Regions from separate parts of the Mus musculus genome. Here regions 2, 3, 4 and 5 are each linked to region 1. The links are chromatin loops, found by intact Hi-C in ENCODE. Cell type or tissue: gastrocnemius. All regions are shown on one strand. Region 1 holds the start of Jun (jun proto-oncogene). Region 2 holds the start of Fggy (FGGY carbohydrate kinase domain containing). Region 3 has its middle 76 kb from the start of Gm32240. Region 4 holds the start of Gm32240 (a long non-coding RNA gene). Region 5 has its middle 86 kb from the start of Gm32240.

The links. A loop is a pair of places that touch in the nucleus more often than their neighbours do. Peaks named below come from ENCODE experiments on the same cell type or tissue, not always from the same donor. Only the 100,000 strongest peaks of a DNase experiment are listed, where the experiment ranks them.
Region 2: a loop joins it to region 1, with 7 times the contacts of the local background. A loop is called at or near these places in 19 of 42 quality-filtered maps.
Region 3: it touches region 1 in a loop (6-fold over the local background); 14 of 42 quality-filtered maps call a loop at or near these places.
Region 4: a loop joins it to region 1, with 6 times the contacts of the local background. A loop is called at or near these places in 2 of 42 quality-filtered maps.
Region 5: a loop joins it to region 1, with 2.8 times the contacts of the local background. A loop is called at or near these places in 16 of 42 quality-filtered maps.

The regions. Positions count from the first base shown.
Region 1 is chr4:95,051,190-95,056,189 of GRCm38, forward strand. Jun (jun proto-oncogene) reads right to left here and starts at 1,033. Exons shown (of 1, transcript NM_010591.2): 1 at 1-1,033. The coding sequence starts at 82. Junos (a long non-coding RNA gene) reads left to right here and starts at 1,128. Exons shown (of 5, transcript XR_867920.3): 1 at 1,128-1,193. In gastrocnemius, a CTCF peak has its summit at 2,179; DNase peaks (open chromatin) are centred at 514, 1,223, 2,130, 2,739 and 1 more place; H3K4me3 peaks cover 3,693 bases; H3K27ac peaks cover 4,207 bases.
Region 2 is chr4:95,554,923-95,559,922 of GRCm38, forward strand. Fggy (FGGY carbohydrate kinase domain containing) reads left to right here and starts at 2,585. Exons shown (of 16, transcript NM_001113412.1): 1 at 2,585-2,669. Gm40206 (a long non-coding RNA gene) reads right to left here and starts at 2,444. Exons shown (of 2, transcript XR_867942.1): 1 at 1,897-2,444. In gastrocnemius, a CTCF peak has its summit at 2,623; DNase peaks (open chromatin) are centred at 2,542 and 3,784; H3K4me3 peaks cover 1,886 bases; H3K27ac peaks cover 2,684 bases.
Region 3 is chr4:95,281,684-95,286,683 of GRCm38, forward strand. No RefSeq gene overlaps it. Among named protein-coding and RNA genes, the nearest start is that of Gm32240, 76 kb to the left of the region's middle. In gastrocnemius, no CTCF peak of the experiment used is centred here; DNase peaks (open chromatin) are centred at 2,221 and 3,237; H3K27ac peaks cover 3,457 bases.
Region 4 is chr4:95,205,883-95,210,882 of GRCm38, forward strand. It overlaps Gm12708 (predicted gene 12708), which reads left to right. Exons shown (of 4, transcript NR_166673.1): 2 at 308-405; 3 at 2,212-2,467; 4 at 2,990-3,852. Gm32240 (a long non-coding RNA gene) reads right to left here and starts at 2,064. Exons shown (of 3, transcript XR_376399.3): 1 at 1,905-2,064; 2 at 629-795. In gastrocnemius, no CTCF peak of the experiment used is centred here; no DNase peak of the experiment used is centred here; H3K27ac peaks cover 2,358 bases.
Region 5 is chr4:95,291,374-95,296,373 of GRCm38, forward strand. No RefSeq gene overlaps it. Among named protein-coding and RNA genes, the nearest start is that of Gm32240, 86 kb to the left of the region's middle. In gastrocnemius, a CTCF peak has its summit at 2,940 (motif pointing right); no DNase peak of the experiment used is centred here.

The DNA.
Region 1 (5,000 bases):
AGCCGTAGGCACCGCTCTCGGACTGGAGGAACGAGGCGTTGAGGGCATCGTCGTAGAAGGTCGTTTCCATCTTTGCAGTCATAGAACGGTCCGTCACTTCACGCGGGGTTAGCCTGGGCTGTGCGCAGAAGTTTCGGGGCCGCAACAGCGCGCCGGGAAGCGGGGGGATACCCGCGCGTCCCCGCTTCTGTAACAAAGTTTGTTTAGGAGCGTGCGCTCCAGACGGCAGTGCTTCCCCCTGAGCCCTCCTCCCCAGTTCGCTCCAGGGAGCGCAGGGTTAAGACTCCGCTAGCACTCACGTTGGTAGGCTCCCGCGCGATGCCGAGCTTTGAAAAGTCGCGGTCACTCACGGAGCGCTCTCGGGGAGCAGCGGTTCCTTGGAGCCCGCAGACCAGTCCCAGCAACAGCGGCTCTCCGGCGGTGCTGACCAGTCGTCACGGAATTCTCGGTGGAAGCCCGCGATCGGGCTCTGCCGCCCGGCCTCCGACAACTGTCCCCTCCTCCGCTGTGAGGGGGAGGGGGACGCTAGGCAGCCGCGGCTAGCGCTCGCCCAACTTCAGCCGCCTGTGCGAACTGGTATGAGTATAGGTTCCTCTTCTCCCTTTTCTTTACAGTCTCGGTGGCAGCCTTAAGGCGCAGAAGAGATTTGCAAAAGTTCGCTCCCGGCCACTTGTTACCGGTCCTCTGGGTCAGGAAAGTTGCTGGCCGGTAGCCGCTCGCCTATTTCCTCGCGCGGTCGGGAGCCGCTCTCGATGCTGTCAGCAGCGCCCGGACTTGTGAGCTTCTTCTCCGTGGAAGGCGGGAGAAGGGACTCTCCAAATGCTCCCCAAAATACCGGTGCAGGAGCCGCGGGCGCTGGATCCAAGCAGTTGGTGAGAAAATGAAGACAAACGGATGAACAGTCCGGAGTCCGCGGCCGACCGGGTTGGCCAAGTCCGTCCGTCTGTCTGTCTGTCTGCCTGAGCGCTCTCCTGCCAGGCTGTCTCTGCCACACTCAGTGCAACTCTGAGTCCTTATCCAGCCTGAGCTCAACACTTATCTGCTACCAGTCAATCCCTAAAAATAGCCCATGATGTCACCCCGAGGCTTTCCCATTGGCTTGCGTCGTTCTCAGGGGGGCGGGCCCACCCGTCGCCATGGAGACCTCACCCTAGAAGATTCTTCTCTGGGCCCGCGAAGGCTCACGGGATGAGGTAATGCTCCGCTGCGCTCCTACAGTTGGGCCCTTCTTTCTCCTCCTCCCCCCCCCCCCTCCCGCGCTCAGCTTCGGCTTGTGTTCCCGGGTTCCCTCCCCGGCGCGTCTTTCCCGGCCCGCCCGGTGCATTGTGGGCTGACGTCTTGGTTTGGCTGTCTAGTGACGGAGGCTGCCGGTCGGCAGGACCCTTGCGGAGTCTGTCGGAGGCGGGCTCAAGTTCAGGGCTGGGGACTGGGACCGAGACGCGGGGATCCAGAAAGCAGGGGAGGCGCGCTAGTGGCCGGGGGCGGAGAGCTTGGGTGGGAGTGAAGGTTGCACACAGGCGCGCGCCCGCGCGCGGGCACACACACACACACACACACGCACGCACGCCCGAGAAAGGGCTGAATGATCTGAGTGACTGAAGCTGGCTCCGCACCCCCGCACTTCCGGGGGACAGAGCGATGCGGGTTAAAAGGGTTGTGTGCGCCCTGGGTGTGGGAGCACGTAAGTGCGTTGAAGTTGAGCGGGTTTGAGAGTAGCCCTCCAAGATGAGTATGCTTGGAAGTTTAGTTTCGGAGAAGGATCTGCGCCGCAGTGTGCTGTACCTGGAAACCAGAGATTTGCGGTGTTCGGAACCGACTCATCAGGGTCCCCGGCACAACACTTTATTCTCTGGACGTGCCGGGGGAGGGGTGTTCGCTTTGCCTCCGAGGGACCCCTCCTCTAGGTGTGAAAGATGCTAGCCCAGCGCCCATGGGGTGTCGAAAGCAACATATAAAGGTTCGAAACTCAGGAAACCTCGGCGATCGCCTGCGCTAGCACATACACACGGTCCCGCGCACACTCAGTCTGCGCCCGCCCTTCCTCCCTCCCTGATTTGCTTCTGGGAAAACAAGCCTTGAGAGCTGCGGACTCGCCCCAAGTCACGGTGCTTAAGCAGGAGTCCCTGGTAGAAACAGGCTGAAAACTCCCCTCCCCGCTCACTGGTGGAGTCATATCCTGTGCGGCCTCTAGGAAGCGCTAGACACATGTAAGTTATTTCTTTTCTAAGGTTCTGCTATCAGCCCTCCACCCTCCACCCCTCAGGACTAAAGAGGTGGCAAGCTTGGTTCTCCCAGGGCATAAGGGCAAATCTCAGAACTTCTCTGAGCTTTATTGGTCTCATCTAGAAGTAGAGCGAATGAGGTCCACTACACCGGGCTGCCAGGCATTAGTTTTGACTCTGAGAATAGCCCCCTTCCCTACCAGCTTCGGAGTTACCCTGGGCCGTCGGTGGGGTGGGGGTGGGGTGATTTGGAGGATCCTGGGTTGAGATTTGGCAGGAGCCCGTAAGCAAGATAGAAAAAGGACCGGGAGCCAACTCTTCCCTTAAGCCTCCCTTCAGCCTAGGACTTGAAGTTTGAAGTTGGACCTAGAAAGGTTCTAATTTGGACTTTGCTGCCTCAGAACTCAGCTCAGGGTTTGTACCCTGAAGCCTTAAGATATTTTGCCTTTTGAGTATTCAGAACCCAATAGCAGCTGGTATCGGTGGGAAACCCGCCAGCTCTTTTTCACTGCCGGCTGCAGAGGGTAACTGGCTGCTACCAGTCAAGCGCTGACCTTGGTGGGGGCAGGGTAGAGCAGGGTTTCTGTGAAGTCTAGAGCCATTTACTTCCCCCAAATGGAAACCGAGTTCCTCTGTCCGCAGCCCTATTTTTTTTTTTTTTTTTTTTTTTTTTTTTTTTGCCAAGGAGCTCATACTTAACATGATTTATGATAACAGTAATAAAATAAGTTTCGTCCACTAAACACCACCTATCTGCCAGTTACTCCAAGCAGTTTAAGTATGCTGTTTTCTTCTCACAGTTATCTTAAGAAGCATACATTTTTACCTAGACTTTACATGGGAGGAAACTATCCCAGAAAGTCCATGCGTCTTGCTCAGGGTATACAGACAGCTGGAAAGTGATCTCAGGTCTGTGTTACATCCCTTTGTATTTTTTTCTACTCTGGCAAACTTTCCCTTAAAGTCTTAGTTATTTGCTCGGAAATTGGTGCTGATGGCATAGACTTTGTTTTGTTGTTCCTGTATTTAGAAACTCCCAGATCTAGGCCCTCGTGTAATTATGTATCTTTTGCCCAAGGGTTCTGTGCATCTTCTGCCTCCTGTGGCTTAAGAGGCTGATTTCCTACTTAGGTAAAGAAATAGCAGTTTCATCCAAGGCGAAACAGATCCCTGCTCTTGTTAATGCTGCTGCTTGGATCATAAACTTCCTCTTTGCCTGGGAGAAGGTTTTTTTTTTTTTTTTTGTTTTTTGTTTTTTTTTTTTTTCTCCACAACCCAGCTTCTGCTCTTTTTAGCCATATCGTGCTGGAAGCTCAGTTGGGAAGGGCTGGGGTATGCCACCCTAAAGAAGAACCCAACATCCCAAAGGCTGATGAATGTTTGTTTCTTGCTTCCTCCAATTACTTGCCCACTGTGGCTATGCAGGGAGCCCTGTCGGCTTTGACTAAAGGGGGAACTTAGCAAAACACTGGCTCTTAGAGTATTGACCTAGAAGTGGCACCCATCGTTTCTCATGCCACTGTCAAAAGCCAGTCACTTGGCCATGCCTGAGAGTGAGGGTCTGAAAGGGGTCCTTCCTGCATTCTTTCCTTCTAAAGAGGAATCAGCTGAAAACACCCTTCAGTTACAGCATAAAGTTTACATCCAGGCTTTGAGAGGTAGTGAATAGAGACCACATCAGGTCCAAATGTGTGCCTTCCTCTGAGGTAGAGCTACCCTGCACCCCATTCAACATGTATAATAGGGCGGAGACAGAGGTTTGCTTGGCGAGGGAAGGAACAGAGATCCCAGTAAATGATAGAACTTGAGTATTTTCAGGACCTCTCCCCAGCCAGTCCACTTCTGCAAGTAAAGCCTGGTTCTGCTTGGTGTTTGTTTTCTGTGCCCCTGTGGGTTTGCCTCAGTCTTCCAAAGACTTACCAAAAGCCTTGTTTGGGCTTTAATAAGTGTAGGATGTCTATTGTGCAAGTCTTGAAGATGGCCTTTTGTACTGCAGGTTGATTGTAATCCCCACACAGTGTAGTTTCCTGTTGGATACCAGGAATACCAAGTACCAGTAGCCACAGCATCTGTTCTGTCTGGCCCCATCCCAACGGTTTGCCCTGTTTCTTTGCTTTCTTACTCTTCTGCCTCATATTTTGCTCATCTCATCCTGTTTATTTTTGGGTATTTTAGGCTGGTAAGGCACAAACTTGTCCCATTCATTTCCTCTCTAGAGCTGAATGAATGGACTAGGCACTGTCATAATGTGTCCTAAGTGTTAGGTTTGGTTGACTTAAGACAGGGTCTTGTTAAACAGCCCAGGCTGGCCTTGAACCTGCCCCAACCTCCGATGTACGGGGATTACAGTGCTCACCATCTGTATCTATTCTGTGTATCTTGAGATTTTAATGGTAGGTCCTTAGCCCCTGAACTGAACCTTGCTTCAAGTCTGTCTTCTCCAGGCCCTTCTTCTCTTTTCTCTCCCCTCTCCCTTCCTTTCCCCTCTCCCCTCCTCCCCCCTCCTCCCCCCTCCTCTCCCCTCTCCTCCGCTCCCCTCCCCTCCCCTCCCCTCTCCTCTCCTCCCTTCTCCTCTCCTCCCCTCCCCTCCCCTCTCTTCTCCTCTCCTCTTCGTGTTGTTCCTATTCAACCTGCTATCCCCCTCCAATTTTTGGATTTTTCTATTCCCGTTTGTTCCCATTTATAATTTTGCCACATCTACCTTGAGCTCATTTCAGTGGCCACCTTGAAATGTTCCTGGCCTGATGTTACAATCTCTTGCTTTTTCTCATTAGGTTC
Region 2 (5,000 bases), 500 kb after region 1:
CATATGTTATGCAATAATGTCATTAATTTTTATGACAGACCTTAGCACTCAGATGCCACTATCATTTCTGAGTGTACTCTTTATTATCTTATATCTATATATTGCCATCAAATACTCAATGACTAATGAATGAAAACAATGAACATTTGCAAAAAGTGAACACATTCTTCTTTTCCCTGTAGAACATTTGTTAACAGAAATCTGTCATGTAAAGTAGATGAGGAATTGTTTACATTAACGATGTTATGTATTCATGTATGCCTATGCATACATCTGTTTATTTGTGTACATATGCTTTTCTGTATCTTTAAATTTATGTGCTTGTGTGCCTAAATATAATTATATGTATGATATATGAGGATGAAGTGGTAATGTAAGACTATACAAATATGGTCATACAAAGTGTGGTTGGCTACACATGTGGTTGTGTGATTTCTATCAGTGTGTCTATGTATATCTGTTTGTATCATGATTTAATTTGCAGCTGTGTGACTACATGTGTATAAGAGTGAGCATGACTTCATATGTATACATCTGTATACTCTACTGCTGTAATTTAGATATGCTTTGATCTAGTCTCCACAGGATTCATATGCTGGAAGCTTGGTCCCCAGTGTGGTGATGTTGACAAGTGGTAGAACATGTAAGTTGTGAGGACTTGTGGGAGGTAATTATGTCACTGGGAATACTGGGTTCCAATGGGATTGATGCTGGTTTCTTGGAGTGAGTTAGATTTTCAGAGAGCAGACTGTTAATGAAGAAAGGCAATCCCATGTGCTTGCTGCCTTCTGCATGGAGCCATTTCCTCTTCTGTTTTTCAGCCACATTGTGTCAGCTAGTATTTTATAAAGTACTCAAGATTTGTTATTTCTTTCCATAAATTGTAGCCTGAAAATGTACATTTCCCATAGTCCCTGAGGCAGCAGACACATTCCGTTCTGGGATAGGTTAAGGAAGAGCTGGGGCAATGCATAATAGGTATTAAGCATCCGACCGTTTGCACAACATTTCTGTGATGTAGTTTCAGATGGTTCTGTAGTAGAGGTCAGTCACCTGATTTCTAGTGCTAGTTGAGCTGTGGGGTCTTTTGGACTCAGCCTGGTCTGGTGTACACAGCATTAGGGACTCACTTTCTTTCACCGTGTTTCTTTCCTCTGTGTGCCTTTTATCCCAAGGTCCTTTTATTGTTTAAAATGGCTGCTGGAGGCCCAGCCACAACACTATTTTTGCTACTGGTCATATGCTATTTAAGAGGACTCAAATAAAAACTCAAATACAGCAAAGACGAGAAACAGCTATCCACAAAGGCCAACACACTAGTTTATGTTTAGCAACGAGGAGACCTTTCAGGTTCCCACCCAAGCCATAGACTGTGAGGCAACAGGCGCGTTGCATTTCTGGGATACATTAAGGAAGAGCTGAGCCAATGTAGCATGTGTATTAAGCATCCAAACTTTTGCAAAACATATACATGTCTGGTACTTAATTTGTTCTTCATAGTGCTCCGGAAAGAAAGACAACCAGGTCTTAATATTATAATTCCCGTTGTATGCTTGGTCCACATGACTAAGTAACAGATCTGAGACTGTGCAGACAATTTTTTGAATAGCTGGAAATGCAATCATAGTGTAGATCTTAACAGTTAGGTTCTTAACTGTCCGGATGCTGAGACCCTTTATAATAGTTCCTCAGGTTGTTGTGACCCAACCATAAAATTATATTTTTTGTTACTTCACATATCTACTTTTGCTATTGTTATGAATCATAATGTAAATATCTGATATAGGTCACCAAAGAAGGTTGAACACTGCTTGTGTAGAGGAAAATAAATCCAAACCAAGACCTCCAGGAGAGTGCAGGACTAATCCTGTGGCCTCAGCCTCACCGAGTTCTTACCTGGATGACGGAGAGAGATCGATCACTCGTTTACTCTCAGGTCATGTGGATACTAGTCTTAACATAATAAACACACTAGGTCTGACTAAGGAAGTCTCTGTTATCGAGAAGGGTTGGTTTTCGCAACCTTGGAATAGTCCCCAGGAAAAGAAAAAAGAAAAAAAAGAAAAAAAAAAAGCCAAACCGGTTTTGGACTCTCAGTATCTAGCGATGAGGGTACCGAGAGTCCATGTAGCTTACTGGTATGTCAACTTCTCAAAGGCAGGGGTCATCTATCTTTTAGATTTACGGTGTCGTCTCTACCTCAAAGCCTCGACCACAGCATAAAGTGTGAGAGTTCCTGAAAAGCACCAGGTATAAAGGGTTCAAGGAATTGAAGCCCATAGCAATCCTGGTGCTCAGCCGAGGGCGATTTAACAGGAAATATCCACCACATACTGTAGGTTGGCTAGGTTAGCTGGCGCTCAGAGGGGATTGCTTAGATTGAGCCGTCTCTGTTGCCTGGGCATCTTTAAAATCCAGGCAGCGAAAGGATTTTGAAATGCAAACCCAAGACTTACAGTACAGTGGGGAGGAGCAGGGCTCACAAGTACTGGCCATTCACGGTGCCCGTTTCAAAGGACCAATCAGGTTGCTCCTTACAAGGGTTGCTGGAGGGGCTGGACTGAAGCGGGCGGAGTCACAGCTTGTTTGGACCGCCCTGCTGGGTGCGGTGCGGCTGTGCATGGTGGCCTGCTGGCCTGCTAGCTAGAATGTGATTTCATATTGGACAAGTAAGTGACCCTCCCAGGGGTTCTTGCAGGCACGCAGGCTCTTAGCCAGCTCCCCCCAAAAGCTTCTCTAGCCTGCTAAATGTTTCCCTCCTTCACCTTTGGGTCTCACAGCCAGGCCACTGGTTGGCCTTTCAGTTTCTTGTGTATTCTGGGTGAGGTGTCTTGCCCAAGGGAGAGGCCTTTACTGCATCCCAATGACTGCCCTACAGATGTCTGGGGCCTAAGGCCCTATCTCTCTGAGTAGTGTACAGTTAATTAAATAAAGTGTTTTTTCTTTCTCCCAGAAAAGAGAATTTTGCAATGCACCCCCGCCCCGCACCCCAATTTGGGGACAATTCTCTAAACATTTTAAGTCGTTGATTTCAAGTTTGGCAATGTAAAAGCGTTTCAAGGCTGGTGCTGTTTAAGGCTATAGAAGCTGAGCATCTGGAGATAGTGTTTGGTGCGTACTTCAGTTTAAATGGGATAATGCCATCTGTCTTGTTACAGGGCTGCAGGCCAGGAAGGGTATAGGGGGATCTTTCCATGTTTATGAACTTCATGACCATTTCAGGATGGAGACACACACTGTGGGGGAACTCCTCTGTCACTGGTCCATTCACTGGAGCACTGCTTACATTTTAGCTCGAATTTCTTCTCCTAGTTAAAGGGCAAACTGTGGCCAAGTTTGACTCTTTTTTGATCAAGTGTGTGTGTGTCAATTCAAAAGGTCCCATTGGATTGTGCTTTTAGGGAGCAAATCCATAAGGAAGAATTAAAGTCTGAGTTTGTGGCTGGATTTGTAGATTTGTCTTTTGTTTCATTTTCTTGTCCTTTTTAAAGGGTTTCCCGTCTTTACTGTGAGCTATGTGAGTCCTGATGTTTCTCTTTTCTGTTGCTAGCTGGGGGTGCTGCTAGTCTGTCTTCTGGAGTCTCCTTCTAATGCAGCTGTCATGCTTGGTCTTGACTTAAAGGCTTCTGCCCTGGCTGTATGAATAAGAGCCCCAGAGGACTGCTCCTGACTGATGGGGTCTGGGGTGGAAAATAGGGGATGAGGAGGGCCTATGGATGATTTTTTTTGAGGGGGGGGGGTGGCTTAGGATTAGGAAGTCAAAGTTTGCAAGTAAGGAGGAGGGAATAACCCAGTTGGTGGAGCACTGTGTTTCTGGGAAGGGTGCCAGGTTCTTATCCAGGCTCTCATGAATTTTGCTGGGCTTTGTCTTCTGGAATTTAGTTCTTTTTCTATAACCTTTATCTAAAAACTACAGCCAATTATTAGCCTTTTTAAGGACGACGACGACAACAACAACAACAACAACAACAACAACACCAGGTTGGGGAAAGCCCCGTCTTTAAACTCCCAGCCAGAAGGGGAGTCTGACATAGTTCTTTGTCTGGATTGTGCCATAGAGATCATTTAACTCTTGAGATGATCGCAGGCAGAGAGGTGTTCTCAGCCAGGGTAGTTAGTAGCAGCCCCATGTAGTAGTGACTGACATACAATTAACTGTATATTTTAGATTCCATTTGCTGAGATTTTAAGCATTCCAGCATCATTGATGATAATGGGTTTTGATTTGTAATTTTCCTTTCTTGTATTTTCTGAGTTATATTTTCTGACTAATATTGGCCTTAAAGAATCAGTTAGGGAGTATTTTTACGCGTGTGCACGCATGCGCATGCACACACACACACACACACACACACACACACACACACACACACATTTTCTCTCTAGTGGTTAGTAGAACTCACTAGCAAAGTCATCTGGGCCTGAAGCTGTATGTGAGGAATGCCAGCGACAAAGCCATTTGATCTAAAAGCCTCCTTACACTTCCTGTTGCTATGAGAAACCCATGAGAAAATAACTTAAGGCAGGAGAAGTCATTTTGGCTCACGATTTCAGTTCACTATGGTAGGAACAACTCACATCATGGACAGCAGGGAGATGACTTTAGGTCTAAGATGTTTTTAGGTTTGTAGTAGAAGTTAGGATGGAAAATAATAGTATGGAACTCTGGACTCACCAAGACAGGATAGATAATAGAGTTAGATCTAATTGTTGCCAAACACAAATGGACTGAACATTGTGAATGTAATTCTTACATGATAGTTTTCATAATTGTTTCATAATTGTTTTTATAATGTATAGATTATCGTTGTAAGAAAAGGAGCCTTTTATTGGACTAATCAGAAACTAATGGGGAAACATTCTTTACAACACATTGGTTCCACAATACACAAGATGAAACTCAACAAAAGGGAGACTGGTGGGCTCTCGGTCCCTGTTTGATCACATCCTGCTATGAGATGGTGCCATTCACATCCAGCATGGATGGATCTTGTCTCCTA
Region 3 (5,000 bases), 230 kb after region 1:
TTGTATACTCATATTCTTACTGTAGTCCCGAAGCCCCTCCTCTCTCCGTCCCTTCTTTTGTCCCTCCCTCCCTCCTTACCTTTCTTCCCTTCCCCCCCCTTTTTTTTTTCTCTTAGAAACAGCTTAGACTGTCAGAGCCTAGGGAGAAACTAGACGCTTAGATCCTCTGAAGACAAGGACCTCTGTGTATCTCTTGGCAGTGTTATCTGGCATCTAGCATGGTAACTACATTTGGAAGAACCCTGAGTATCGTCACACAAACACAAGTCATTAAGCGTCACTTGCTTGGGAAGATAGTATCTCTAGTTCAGGTCTGAGCATTAGGCTAACATTCAAGAGAAAAGGGGGAGAAGATATAGATACCTTAAGAGTCTCAGGCTGTCCTATCTGGCTTCCTGTGTGGGAAGTGGGATGGTATTCCTCAATAGAAACTCCTCTCAGAAGTAGTCTGTTCAGAAATGTCATCCTGGATTTTATCTTTCAGAAGCACCTGAACTTGGGACCAGAGAGTCCTGAAGAAATCTGATGCTATAGAGCACGTGATACAAAATCCCTGTTCTCAAAGAGTAACCTGATACCTTATACAGGTCTGAATCGCATGCACTAGGGGACCCTGGTCACATTCTGGTCTGACAGTCACGTAGCCTGTACAGATCTGCCACTTGCTAGGCAATGTCTCATCTGTGAGAAGAAGGGGGCAGGCTAGCTATGACTTAGGAGCTCTTCTGTCTTAGATCTGTGACATTAGGTAAGAAGTGGGCTAGGGATTTGAGAAGGATTCCATGTCAGGAGCTTTGCTCTCACAGTTAGAACAGGAAACTGTACTGTGATTGAATTCTCAATGCTGGTGGTACTAGCGTCTGAGCAGTACGCTGATGTATGCAAGCCATTCTCAGAGCTACCTGGTCCAGGCAAGACAGGGTTTCCACTTTCAGTGTGGCCATAGGCACATGGGAATATAGAGTACAGAAATGCAGGTCCTGAGAGTGTCCCCAGGGGAAAGAAACTAAATACTTCACGGTGTTTTGAGGAAAATAAACTCTTACCTATTTCATGTTTATATTCCCCTTTCTGGTGGTTTCTAAGCTCCAAACATACATCGTATACATCTGCATTTCACCAATGAGATCAGCTAATATGCAACTCCAAAATACACACACACACACACACACACACACAGTCACACACACAGTCACACACTGAAGCACCCACTTACCTGGCATTTTTATGTGTTACACACCAGCGTATACCTAGAAATTCTGTCTGCCCCCCACACTCACATTCCCAACCACAAACTCAAGTCATTGTATCTTTCCTATATGCTCTGCACTTGGCCATCCACAGTATGGAAGGGAGAATGACAGGGCTCCGGAGATACCCCGTTCTAATCCTTGAAACCTCTCAGCAAAAGGGAATTAAGGTGATAGCTAGAGTTAAAATTATTGTTATTGACCTGGCTTATCTAGGTGTGAAAATATAATCAGAATCTTTAAAAGATGTAAGATACAGACAAAAATCAGCATCAGAGTGACGTGAACTGGCAACTGCTACCAGCCTTGGATGGCTTTGCAGATGAAGGAAGAGGCTGTTAGCTACAGGCTATGGGTAACAACTTATAGGTGAAAAGGCAAGCAAATAGTTTTTTCCCAAGAGCCTCCCACATACCTTAATTTTAGCCCAGCGAACTTCTGTTAAACATATACCTACATAACCACAAGATGGTAAACTTGTGTCACTTTAAACCTGGGAGTAATGGTAATTTGTTATTGCAGCATGGGAATCTGTACCCACACAGACAGACATACTTTTGTCTTGCAAAGCCTATGATATAACAGGCAGATACATATCCTGGGTGCCAGGGTACAGAGTAAGAAGGTAGCTATCAGATAAACCGAGGATGTCATGCCAACACACTGGAAAAAACAGCCTACACGAAGATGTGGAGGAACAGTTTCTTCACAGAAGTCCACAGGCGTGGTGTCGGCTCTCACAGAGTCTGCTATGCCAGACCTCCAAAGGAATACCTGTTAGAGAGAGGGAGAGATGGAACACCAAAAGAAAGGCCCTCACCAAGACCTGCCTGTTAGATAAGCAGGAGTTGAGATGGGTAAATAGAAAATGGGGTAGAGTGTTCCAGGCCGAAGCAGCAGCTGGGGCAAGGACCTGAGGGCTATTTCGAGAACTAAACAAAGTTGACTTTGGCTGGGACACAGTGCCCCATGGGGGGCATAGGGAAAGAGGCCCAGATCATGAGGGCCTTGTCAGCTATAATTAGACATTTGGCCTCTATTCTATGTGCCATTGGCTTCCCAACCCCCCTTTCCTCCCTTGTTTCTCTCTCTCTTCTCCTGGGTTATACTTTAACATCTTTTAAGTGGAAGGTGTTTGCTTGACCTTGATGATAATACATGGCTGTTGTCCCAGCCCACACTTCAGTCACTTCCCTGTTTTACTACTGATTTAAGATCTAAATCAGCAGTTACCATTTGGGGTGAGGTGAACAAATAAATGCTGCATTTGTAAACATCTGATTGAGTTTATACTCTTACTTACTGATAGTGTTTCATATCTGTGATCCTGCAAGTGTTTTTGAAGCCGGTATATACCAAGTACCGTGACACTTATCTCTTACAGTCATGCCTACTGGTACAATTGTTATCAATTAAGTCATAACTATTGTGTTGATAACCTTCCATGCCAGTCCAGGTTACACCCAGGCCTCTGTATTCACCTGTACCCAGACAGATGTCCTGCAGGGGGAATGGCAATGAGCAAAAGCACTTCCCTTTCAACTTCCAGGAGCTTAGCCTAAGGCCAGCAGCAGGAGGAGATGTAGGGGTATAATGCAAAAGAGCACTCTAGCAGGGCAACCTATGATCAGTTGACCCTTCCTTACAAATACTATCTCTGAGTTATGGAGCGGTTCCCTCTCTTCCCTTGTGAAGACAGAGATATGTAATGGATTTCTGCTGGTGGAAGCTCCAGGGTTCCCTTTGCACCTAGGCATGTGGTCTTTTCATTACAATTTCTTCCAGTAACTTAGTTTGGATGCTCTTCCTTCTGTTTTCTTATGTAATTATCTTGTTGACTCTTTAAACTATTGAGACTGCTAGAGGGGGCCCCAGCACTGGGAGAGAAGTGGACATGAGCCCCCACCCCTAACCAAGAAGCTATTGGCAAGTGATACCCATGGACACAGGGTAAGTTTTGTCCAATGGCGCTTCACTTGTAACATTAATGACACATGCCTTGGCCCCATGCCAAGCACTAGATGGCTCACACAAAATTAAATTAATGGTAGTTTTGAAGACTTTTTTTTGTTTCATGTTTCTTTGTTTGGGAAATTTTTGTCATATTGATCTTTTGGTTGTAAGTTATGATTTCCATTTGGGAGCAGCATTTTTTTGACAGAGAGAGAGCGAGGGCAAGAGTGAGAGCAAGAGAGAGAGAGAGAGAGAGAGAGAGAGAGAGAGAGAGAGAGAGAGAGAGAGAAGAGAGAAGAGAGAAGAGAGAAGAGAGAAGTTGGGGGAGATAGGGAAAAGCATGATCCAAATATATTGTGTGAAAAAATGTTTTTTCAATATATTTTTCAGAATAGCCCTTGAGCTTAGACGACTCCCTCGACCAAGAAATGAACAGTCCTCAGCCTGTGCACCTCTTGTGGCCAGAGCTTTTCCTGCTTTTGCCTCCATGTGTCCTTCTTTGCTCTCCTTCGGAGTGTATAACACAAGGCAGTGGGCCAAGCTCACTGTACCACTAGTGCCACAGCGCAAGAGAGGCTCACATTGGTCATCGGCTTTGTGTCAATCACAGGAGGCACCTGTTGGCTATGGACGCCAAACAACCAGTTCTGAAATGGATCTTGTTAAGTACAGTCTTATTTCCCAATACAGTCTTATATCACCTTTGCTGGATCTTTGGCTACTGGAGTGCCCAAGACTTCTGGGGTGGAGGTGGGGGAACTTGTACTCCAGATTACAGAAAACGAATGCTACTTGCCAATTTTGGATACAGACAGGAATTTGGATAGATGGATATAGATATTAAGGAAAGAGTGAATGAATAAGAGAGCAGTGGGTGAATACATGTGAAGGAGACGATACTAGAGTATGGATGGTATGGATAGGGCCAAAGAAGTCTGAGATAAGAGAAGATAACATAGAAAAAATAGCTAGTCTTAAGTTGAGGGTTCATGCACAAAACAATGCTGCAAAGGTAGCAGCAGATGCTAAAGTATGGAAGGTTTCAGTTTATCACTTGGTCATGCCATATATATATATGGCCATATACATATATACATACATATATACTGTTTTGTGTGTGTATTTCTACAGGACATCAAACCTATACACATATACTGGAATATATTATTTTTCTAATTCCTCCTAAGAGAGATGAAATGTAGAAAATGCCCTTTCTCTGTGACTTTTTTGTGGTCATGATTTGTCTCTTAAATTCAGCAACCAGTAAAATTAAAAAGGTTCACTTTAAGCACTTCTGGGACCAGGAAGTTAGCAGAATGAACAGTGGTGGCTTGTAAGAGTCATTTTTTTATAATATTTTAAAATGTTAAAATCAAACTATAAAACATTTACAAAGGTTTAGAGAATAAAATCATTTTATTTATTATTATCACATTTTAGATTTTTTTTTACATTTATGGATATGTTGTCTACATATCTGAGCATTCCATTCACACCTGGAACATGTAGAGGCCATAAGAGGACATTGGATGCCCTGGAACTGGAGTTATAGACAGTTATGAGCCACCATCCGAGTGCTGGGAATTTAACAGTTCTCTAGGAGAACAAGTAATCTTATTCACTGAGCCATCTCTTGAGGCCCCCAAAATCAAATGATTTTAAATGCTCAAATTGGAGACACACAAACTATGGCTGGGGAGGCCTCTGGACTTCTATCTATAGACTGTCTGCTGGATTCTGTGGAGCCTCATGGTCAAATCCAATGACAGCGATTTATGTGATTGTAGTATTTCTTTA
Region 4 (5,000 bases), 150 kb after region 1:
TCGCTACTGGCAATGGTAGGCTTGACAGTTGGTCCTGTCTTTGTTCACTACAAGTCCCAGCGGCAGTCTTGTGGTCAGTACTCACACATGACACAAGGGTTAGGTCTACTTCACTTCCTGAATAACTGTCCTTGCTCCTTTCTGAGTATCCTGTCCCTAGACCAAAAGGGCCTTTGGTTGCTGAGGGCCTCAAGGTGGTTTACTCTCTCAGGTCAGACGTGGGAAGGTAGCAGGTGGGCTAGACAGTTCACTCCGGGAACATGTAGACTCAGACTTTCTTTTGGTTTCCTTCATGTTGCACGGAAAGACCTCATAGGAAATCATCTGTCCCTCCTTCAATGATCATGGCCTCCATACGCAGGAGAGTTGACAGGATTCTACTGGGTGACTCCACAGGCCACTAAGGTAAGGCTGGTAAGCCAGTTCTACCATGGAGAAAGGTGAAGCCCATAGCAGTTCCTCCACTTGATAAAAACACAGCCAGCCCACCCAGCCCCAGCTATTTTAGGGACCCTTTGTCTAATTTTAAATTCTAGTACCTCTGCTGTCAATCATGCTTGTCACCACCTTCCCCCACACCTCCCCCCATCTTCCCCAACCCAGACATGCTCCTTTTGCCATGCCTTACCTCTTCAGGCTTCTCTTCCTGCTAACAGTTTTCCTTTGCTTCCTCCTGATCATACCCTTCCTGAGCAACTTGTCTGCCTCTTCGGTGCTGTCCCATTCCTGGGGTATTCTCTCGGGTCCCCAGTGAGGGTGTGCACTGGAAAGTTCTCGCAAATCTCATCCCTGTTGCTAGAAAGGACAGCATGGAATGAAAACTTGGTCCTTTGTTGGCGTTTGGCAAGGGCAGTGTTGGCCAAAAACTCCTTAGTTGTATCTTACCACATCCTCCTATGAGGGAGGAACCACTATTATTCTGTTTCACTGAAACTCAGGAACATCACCAGGAAGTGACAAAATAGTCCAGAGCTTGAGCCTTTCCAAGTCCCCCTGCTCCAAGACCTGTGTCCCACATCCTGTCTTCCATTCTCTGTGACTCACAAAGGTCTTCATCCCTTGGGGCCATTGCATACGCCGTTCCTTCTGCCTAGATCACCTTTCCTTTCGTGCTCACCGGAAGCCTACTTCTACAAGGTCCGTGGTTCTGCAGCTCTTTTACTGGGAGGTTCTCCTCAGGGAGGTAGCTGCCCTTTGGCCCCATTACTAGAGACTTTTCCCGTATTCTTCCTACGTGGGCCACGGGGGCTGTCTATGTGAGCACCACCAACCCTCTCTGCATGCTTTCTAGGTACCTATTGGGTGTTAGGCAGTGGGCTGTGTTCCCGGAATAAAGAGTAAATGAGATAGGTATTACCCAGTCTTTCAAAGAAAGCAGCCTAAGTCCAAACACCATACAATGGAGACTGAGCCCCATGGTGAACTCTGTAGAGGGGCTGTAAGCACTCCTAGAAAAAGCCGTTATCTAGGACTCCAGCTGCCTATGGGGCTTTGAGGAGCAAGTGATGATACAAAACTACAGTGGAGCTCATTCAGTTGGGAGAGCATTTAGTGAGAAAGCAATGTCCTGGGCTAAGACAAAAGCCCCTGCAAAGGTACAGAGGTGAGAAGAGGTAGGATGTACTCAGAACACCACAAAAGATTAACATAGCTGAAAAACTGAGTGTTCTGAGCCATGCTGCAAGACCACTCCAAAGAGGCAATGGTAGCATAAGACATGGGTAGGACTCCTGTCTATTCCACATCTGTGAGCACCTGGCTTTGAGGACAGTCTTGCCCCATGCCCAGCCGAATTGCCTTTGCAGTAAGCAGACACAGACTGACTCTTCCTTCCAAGCACATAAAATGTCCTCAGCAAACCCCTTATCAGCTGTTCAGCATAATCATTACTCCTGATATTTTACCATCAGATTAGAACTGTTGCTTTCTCTGTAGTGGTGGCCTGCCAAGGTCTTGGTCCTGGGGAAGATGGGTGAGGTTCAGAAATGTCGAACAACCCCTCTGCTCTTTGTCGTGTAAGAACCAGAGGAAGGAATGTCTGTGGTCATGTGGAATATTCTGGCAGATGCGCTGGACGTAGGACCTTTGAACTCTGATCTGGCTGGGAAAGCAAAATCTGCCTTTCAGCTTGGATCACTCTTTTCCTTAAATGGCATTCTCTTTCTTGGGAAGATCCGCACCTCAGGGATGGCTGTTTTCTTCTCCCTTCAGGGTTCCAAGAAACCTGATATTGCTGTGGTTCTTCTGTGTGGTCCTGCCCATCTGATCCACTGCTCTGCCCACTCTGCCTCCTCTCATCCATAGAAGGACCAGCCCTGCATCCCCTAGGTTCCTGAGTCCTCTAAGTCATTACTTGTAATTTTTATTGTGACCAAAGAGATACTCTAGCAGGAGACAGGCAGTGGGAAGAGAATAGTCACTCACCGCTGCTGCCCCCTACCCCTCCACCCCAGAGGTCCAGATTCAGGTAAGTATAGACAGAGCAGGCAATTATTCTCATCCTCTGGCAACTTTGGGAACTTCTGAGAAGACAGCAGAGGCACCATGTGGATGTTCTTCCAAGAGATGCTGGTGCCTTCCAGAGGCCAAACCTCTCTGAGTGTAGACTGTAGACAAAGCAGGGCTCCACCATGGAAGGATGGATTAAGGCATGAAATAAAGTGAAATCTTTTCAGGGTTGAAGGCTGATTTCTAAATTTGAGGCGCTACTTTATCTCCCCAGAGAAGAACAGGCTCTTAGTCTGGAGCGCAGCCTCAGGGGAGAAGCCGAGGTGCCATTAGGAGCTGTGCCGAGACTTCCAATAGAGAAATCTGCTGTCTCTGCTGTAGAGGCCTTACAGAGCACTGTGCTGTGAATTCAGTTCTTATCCCCGGTGTGTTTGAAACCTGTCGCAGAAACTACACACAGAAACTATATGGCTTCTTCTAAGCCCTCCTTCTACCCTGCAGGGCAAGTTCTTGGGCCTCAAGGCTCTCTCTCTCTCTTTAGGGACTTTAGCCACGCTTCCTGAGGCCTGGCATATCACAGAACTTGCTGGAAGTCACTTGTGAGGCAAGCCCTTGGCAAGCAGCACTGAGTATGACATTATCTGCTGTGACGGAGGTCTAATATCAGATCATTTACGCGACCTTGTCCAACAAGGACAGAAGTAAATATCTTCCACGCACATGCCATCCGATCCAGGCAACAGCCCAGGGAGGAGGACTGCTGTTTCTCCTCACACTGTGCAAGTGGAGGTGCAGAAAGGAGGGGCCACTGGAGCCTAACTTCCACCCACCCTCAGCTGTTTTACACCTGAGCCCTCAGGGAGGCTGCAACTCGGTTTTTTTATGAGGTTAATGGGAAAATGTGCTGTGTGATACGAGCCCCAGCAGAAGAGGAAACAGCCCAGGGGTAGATTTTAGCAAGAAAGAACTGAAAGCTTGAGAATGATGGTAGACTGCCACAAGTCCCTTGCTGGGTCACCTGTCCCCTCTTGCCGTAACAATGAAGGCCTATGCTTGCATCTCAGTTTTGACATGACTGCCCAGAGGTGTCTACACAAGCACTCAACAGCTCCTACTTGGTTTAAATCTCACTTCCCCTATGAAGCCTTCCTGGACCTTCCAAAGGGTATCTTTGATGTGTGCTAACATAATCACTCATAGTTGCCCATATGCACCCACCCAACCCCCCAAGCCTGCTGATGCTAAACTTTCTTTCAAAATGGGGAAGTATTTGCCTACATTACCCCTCGCACAACCTCTGTTATATCTTACACAATCCCCAGGTTACTCATAATCTTACAACAACCTGAATGCTTTGTTAACATTTGTTATACTCTATTGTTCAATAAACAATCAAGAGAAAAACTTTGTATGAATTCCATACAAATGCAAGGGTTTTTTTTTTCTTCCTTATACAGCAATAATTTCAACTCACAGTTGGTTGAATCCATGGGTGTGGACCAAAGGGATGCCGAGGGGCTGACAACACACCAGTCTTCTTTTCTTTATACTTGAATAGGTTTCTGTAGAAACCCAACTAAAGCCTCAAGAATTCTATGGGCCTCACCAGGATAGCTGAAAGCTTTCTTCTTTCCTGAGGAAGGCTGCATTGGGGTGGGGGCCCAGCCTTGTTTTCAGTGGCCACACTGGAAAGCACTAAAAGGAAAAAGGCTCTGGAGATTCAGACAACTTTTTCAGTCCAAGAAAGAATTCTGGAGTAGTGACAGCTCCATCATGGGTGCCTGCAAACCTAGGCAAAGGGGAAGTCATGGTGGAGGCATGGGTGGGATAGAATGGAGATGGTTCAGGGTTGGGTCTCAGGTGAGATCTTCCAGTTCTAAGGTTGGTGTTCAGTCACTGAAACACCCCTCCATCTCATGCAGAAATTCTTTCAAAACTAAATGGGCCCTGCAAGGCAGGTAGGAGCCAGTCCATAGAAGAGGCATAAGGCACAGAGAAGTAAGGTCTGCCTCCAGCCTGCTGGTAGAGGATGAAGGTATATTTGAGCATAGCTCTCCATCTCATGTACCTCTTTGCCCTGTATTGTCCTTGCCTCCTTGTTCTTGGAAGTCATCTATCAGAGGTCATCAGATACAGCCTGCTTAGAGGGAACAAGTCTAGCCTGCACCATAATCTCCAGACTCAGTCCTTCCCGAACTTCCTCTTATTTCCTCCTAGAAGGAATCTGCTCTTTGATAACTTTTTTATAGGACTTCTGGCTACATTTATGCAATTTGTATGGCCTGTGAGCAGGTGAGATAAAATGAGAGTTTTGTTTGGAGAGGGGTTTAAGAACCTGTAGTTCATTCTAATTAAAAAAATGAGAGGGAGAAGAAGAAAAAGGAGAGGAACAAGGAGAGGAAGAGAAGAGGAAAGAGGAAGAGAAAGGTAAGAGGGGAAGAGGAGAAGCAGGAGAAGTAGGTGTGATAGAAGAAAAAAGGAGGAGAAGTAGTAGTTGTAGAAGAAGAAGGAGGAGAGAAGAAGAAGGAGGAGAAGAAGAAGGAGAAGGAGAA
Region 5 (5,000 bases), 240 kb after region 1:
TGAGCTAGAACATGTGACACAAACCTAGGATGGAGAGGAGAGGTTTCCTAATGGAGCCATCATCACAGCCAAAGTCAGAGCAAGAAATAAAGATTTCAAAATTAATGTGAGACTTGAATCCTAACCTCCCAGGGGGCTGTTTGCCCGTTTCCACCCTGACCAATAACATCTTGGGCTTTGTAGGAGTTTGTAGAACTTTCCCCACTTGGATGAAATACACAACTCAGCAGAAATTCATTGATGAATTCAATACAACATTAGTTGTGTGCTGCTATCTTTAAGGGCAATGGCTTCAAGTCCTTAGTGCATCAGAATCTTGCTTGTGGAAGGTGACCACTAGACCTAAACCTCTGAACTTCTAATTCAAGCAATGTAAGGAGGGGCCAGAGAATCCAGCATTTCAAGTTCCCAAGTGATATATTGAAAGAAACCTTTTAAAAAAGAAATTAAGGGCAGTTAAGTCAGCAAGGAATCGTATTTCCTGACCTTTCCTCTTCTCCTTTGTGATAATTAGCCAAGTGCATCAGATTGTGAAGTCAAGCTCTCACCAATGGAGTGAGATGTGGTCACCTATGTGAGAGATAAAGAACAGAAGTCATGTTATCAGTTATGCTTTCTAGACTTTTTTTTTTTAATAAAAAAATTCCTCCTATGCTTCATTCCCTTTGCGTGTTCCTTTGTGCAATACTTAGATCATTCCTTGTTTGTTTCTGACAATGTCCATGCTGTCTGCTGGTGAACTGCACTTTATGTCTTAGGGGAAGCAGTTCAGTTTCTGGAGGTGCTACTCAGGGCACAAGGTTGTTTCTAAATTTTCCTTAGTGTTTGTGGAGAGATGGAAGGTCTCAGTCTAGGCCGCTAGTGTCCTTCTAGGAAGGATCCTCTGACGACTCTGTTCTAAAACATTGATTATGTAAGCAAATCACGCAACCAAACCCTGCCTTAGTGTTTACGTTTTACTATATAAACACATTTAGATTTTTTTCTCTTTATTTTCTGAGGGGAAAATGAAAAGATTTTTTTTTTTTGCCAGATTCTGTGGTTTGAATGTTTGTGCCCCACCCCCCAATCCATATGTTGACATTTTAATTCTGTATGTGATGATATTAGAGCGTAGGCTTTTATGAGGTGACTAGATCATGGTAGAGGCCTCCTAAATAGGATATGTGCCATTATTAAAGAAACACAAATGGACTAATCATGCCTTCTTACCATGTGGGCACAGTGGTAACATGTCCTTATAAGAGATTGAATCTTGCCAGAGACTTCTCCAGATCTGTGAGGAATAGGCATTTCTTTTGTTGTTTTTTTGTTTTATGAGCCACCCAGTGTACTGTATACTGTTATTGCAGCCCAGATAGGCTCAGGCCCTTCTTGAAATCAACAAGCTACAAGCACACAGGATCAGTGTCCTCTTCAGTGGTTTTTCCCTCAGGTCTGTTTTCCTCAGGCATGTGGATCCCAAAGTCTGTACTAAACTTCAGCTGAGTCACATTTCATCACACCACATTAATGGCTCCTGGGCTGTGATGGATGAAATGTACAGTCTCGTATCCTGGAGTCAGAAGTCCAGGTCAACACTTCATTGAGATTATTGAGCCTCTTTATGCCTTCGAAGAATGATGGAGGGAGTGATAATCAAAAGCTCCACAGTTGTTGCCATTCCTCTGTGGCACTATGCCTCCAGGACACAGCTATAGGTGTTTAATAGCTTTTGTCTGGACCTTTGCAGTGCCATTCTAAGGGATTTCTCTGCCCCCAGGGGACCTTTCCAAATCTCCCTGAGAGAACCGGTGTAAGGCAAGAGTCTGATCATGCCCTTCTCCTTTCCTCGTGGAAAACTGACTTTACACTCAAGGGAGCAAGGACTGCACCTGGCAGGGACAGACAGACAGACATTCCATGTGAGGGCATGGGCAAGCAGGTGTGGCAGGGACCTTGATGAACTGGAGTTTGGCTGACTTACAGCATTCAAATTTGGAATTCTGGAGAACAGGCTCTGTCTTGGGACAGAGTTTTTAGCCTTTACTGCCAATAGACTTGGCCACAATATGAAACCTGAAGTTTTTTACTTTGGTTGATGAGGTTCAGCCTCCTTCTTGGTGTGCCCTGGTGACTTAATCCTATGACTGTCAAACTGCAGTTTTCCCACATTCTCATACTGGTCCTTGGCTCATTCCCCTTGATGAAACCTGGCACGCCTGATTTTGCTCGTCCTTTGCTGAAATGCTCCTCATTCCAGACTCTTCCCCCAGCTCACCTTCTCTGATCTCAGATGCATTTCCCCAGATGGACTGTGTATGTGTGTGCTGCCCCAATACTACCTGTCGCTCTCCTCATCATGATCAGTATCTGGTTGTAATTGTGGTTTTGTTGGTTTGTGTTTTGTTTTATTTTTCTCCACTTCCCCTGCTAAGATATATGTGCCAGAGACTCCAGAGACTAAGCGTTAACCATCTTTGTGCCTAGAATAAATGGAGTTTTCTATCATTGTTAAATGAAGAAGTGAGAAGGCAGGTGACCCTGTAGTAATGGTCAGGAATTTAACCAGTGCATGGTATAAAAATTGCTCCAATTATTTATACTGAAAAGTAGGGAGGGACTGCATCTCTTTCTCTCCATAACAGGAAAGGTTAGACCCAGTGGAAAGAAAAATTAAAGAGTAGTAATGTTACTTAATTAATTACTAAATTCTACTTTCCTTTTTGATGATTCAAACTTCTGGGCTTGGCCTGGTATATTGGCACACATCTTTAATACCAGCATTTGGGAAGCAAAGGCAGGGAATCTCTGAGTTCTAGACCAGCCTGGTCTAAATAGTGAAATCTTGTCTCAAAAAAAAAAAAATTGCTTCTGTGCTGTACTTAAACACTATCCCTCACTGTTGATTTGAATTCTCGAGAGTCTGTTTACCCAGTGGGATAGTTACCCACAGTTACTGTCACTAGATGGCGGACTTCCCTTTGATTGCTTATAGACAGGGGTTCTTCTTTGTCCTATTTAAGGTATGACACCCCCCACCCCCCACCCCCCCCCCGTAGGAAATTCAGCACCTTTCATGGATGGAATATCTACCTGAACTTAGAACAAAGTGCCACAAACTTGGGGACTGATAAACCGTAGCAACTGTCTCTTAAAGTTTAGGAAAATGGGAAGCCTAAGGTCAAGGTGTTGAAGATTCAGTGCTTGTCAGTGGCCTAGTTCTTCAAATATGAAGGCTTCTGGCCTTTTCCCCACTCACGGGAGTGGTAAAGAAGTGGTCTGGCACTTGCTAAAAGAAGAGCACTTGCTGTGGTTCAACTCTTTGTGTTTCATGTTGGTATTTGGTTTCTGATACAGGAATATTACCAGGTATGGCCTTTGGGAAGTCACTCGGTCAGCAGTGCTCCTTCCTTATAAAGGGGATTCTGACCCTCTAGAATGAAGCTCCAGTGGGCACTTAGCCCACTTTCGTCCTTTCTGCCATGTGAAGACGTAGTATCCATCCTTTCAAGAGGATGGAGCAAGGGACCATCTTAAAAGTCAAGATCGGTTTTCACCATACTCCACATCAGCTTGATTGTGGACATTCTAGCTTCCAGAATTGGGAGAAATAAATTTCTATTACTTATAGATAGTCTGGTCTGTAATACATTTTACAGCATCATATATGGACACAGGCACTAATCCTGCTCACAAAGGCTCCATCCTAATTGGATCTCAATGCCCCATCACTTTCTAATATTATCACCTTGGGTTGTAAAATTTTGACATGTGATATTGCATGGGAAGCAGAGAATTTAGAATAGATCAATGTCTGTGGGCATTTGAGTGTAGTGAATTTCTTCAAGCTTAAGTGGTACAGTTTTCAAGACCAAGACTAGATGAACAAGATCTACAAAGCTAAACAAAGATCTGCAGGCATAAATCGAGAGAGGGATAACTTGCTGCATCATGAAAGTATTCTGTTAAGCCAGGCGTGGTGGTGCACGCCTTTAATCCCAGTACATGGGAGGCAGAGGCAGGTGGATTTCTGAGTTTGAGGTCAGCATGGTCTACAGAGTGAGTTCCAGGGTTCCAGAGTTCCAGCCGGGGTTATACAGAGAATCCCTGTCTCAAAAACAAACAAACAAACAAACAAACAAACAAACAAAGTACAAACAAAAAAGTACCCTGTTGACTATCCTCCATCCATCCCCAACAGGGATCTTGTCAGTGACTTCATGGAAGCCATCTATAGAATGAAGCCTCATCTATAAAATGAAGAGGTCAAGCTACATGGACTATTAGGTTCTCTGGCTTAAAAACTGCCTTCTCTTCCCCAGTTCCTGTGATGGCTCATTCTTCTATATTTTCATCTACATTTCCCTTGTCCTACAGGGGGCCTGGCCATCGGTGATTAGCTTTCCTAACAAAACTTTACTCAACTCTCAAGGACTCCACCATATGTCGTTTAGCAAAAGCAGTCATGAAAGATCAACATAACATCTGGATCTTCTTGGAGAGACAAGCCTCACATTCCTACCCTCACTGCAAAATGGATTGGCCTTGACCTGGGGCCACACCAGGAAGAAGGCACGCTTTGGGGATAGGGGCCTCTTGGTAGCTGGTTGAAGTTGGTCATCACATGGTCCCGGAAGCCTGAGGAATGAGAGGTATTTGCCTTCCTGTAAATCTCTCAGAAGAGTTAGGATTATCTCAGGTCAAGCTGACAATGTGCGTCTTGATGGAAAAGGAACCTCAGGTTTAATAGTCATTTAGAAAAAGCCTATGCAATTTTGTTCCCTATGGTAGAGCTATAGTATCAGACAAATTTGAGGAGAGGGTAATGAAAATGAAGTTGAGAGCCCAGGCAGCATGGTTTTATGCGTAAGAGTGTATTCACTGATTAATGTTTTCACTGTCAATCGAAGGTATGTGGAGCCGACAGGGCTGGGCTCCTGTCTTGGCTCTCATCTCCCCAAGAGCATCTGCAAATTAAGATGAGATCCAGGAAGATGCAGTTAAATCTCAGGTCTGCT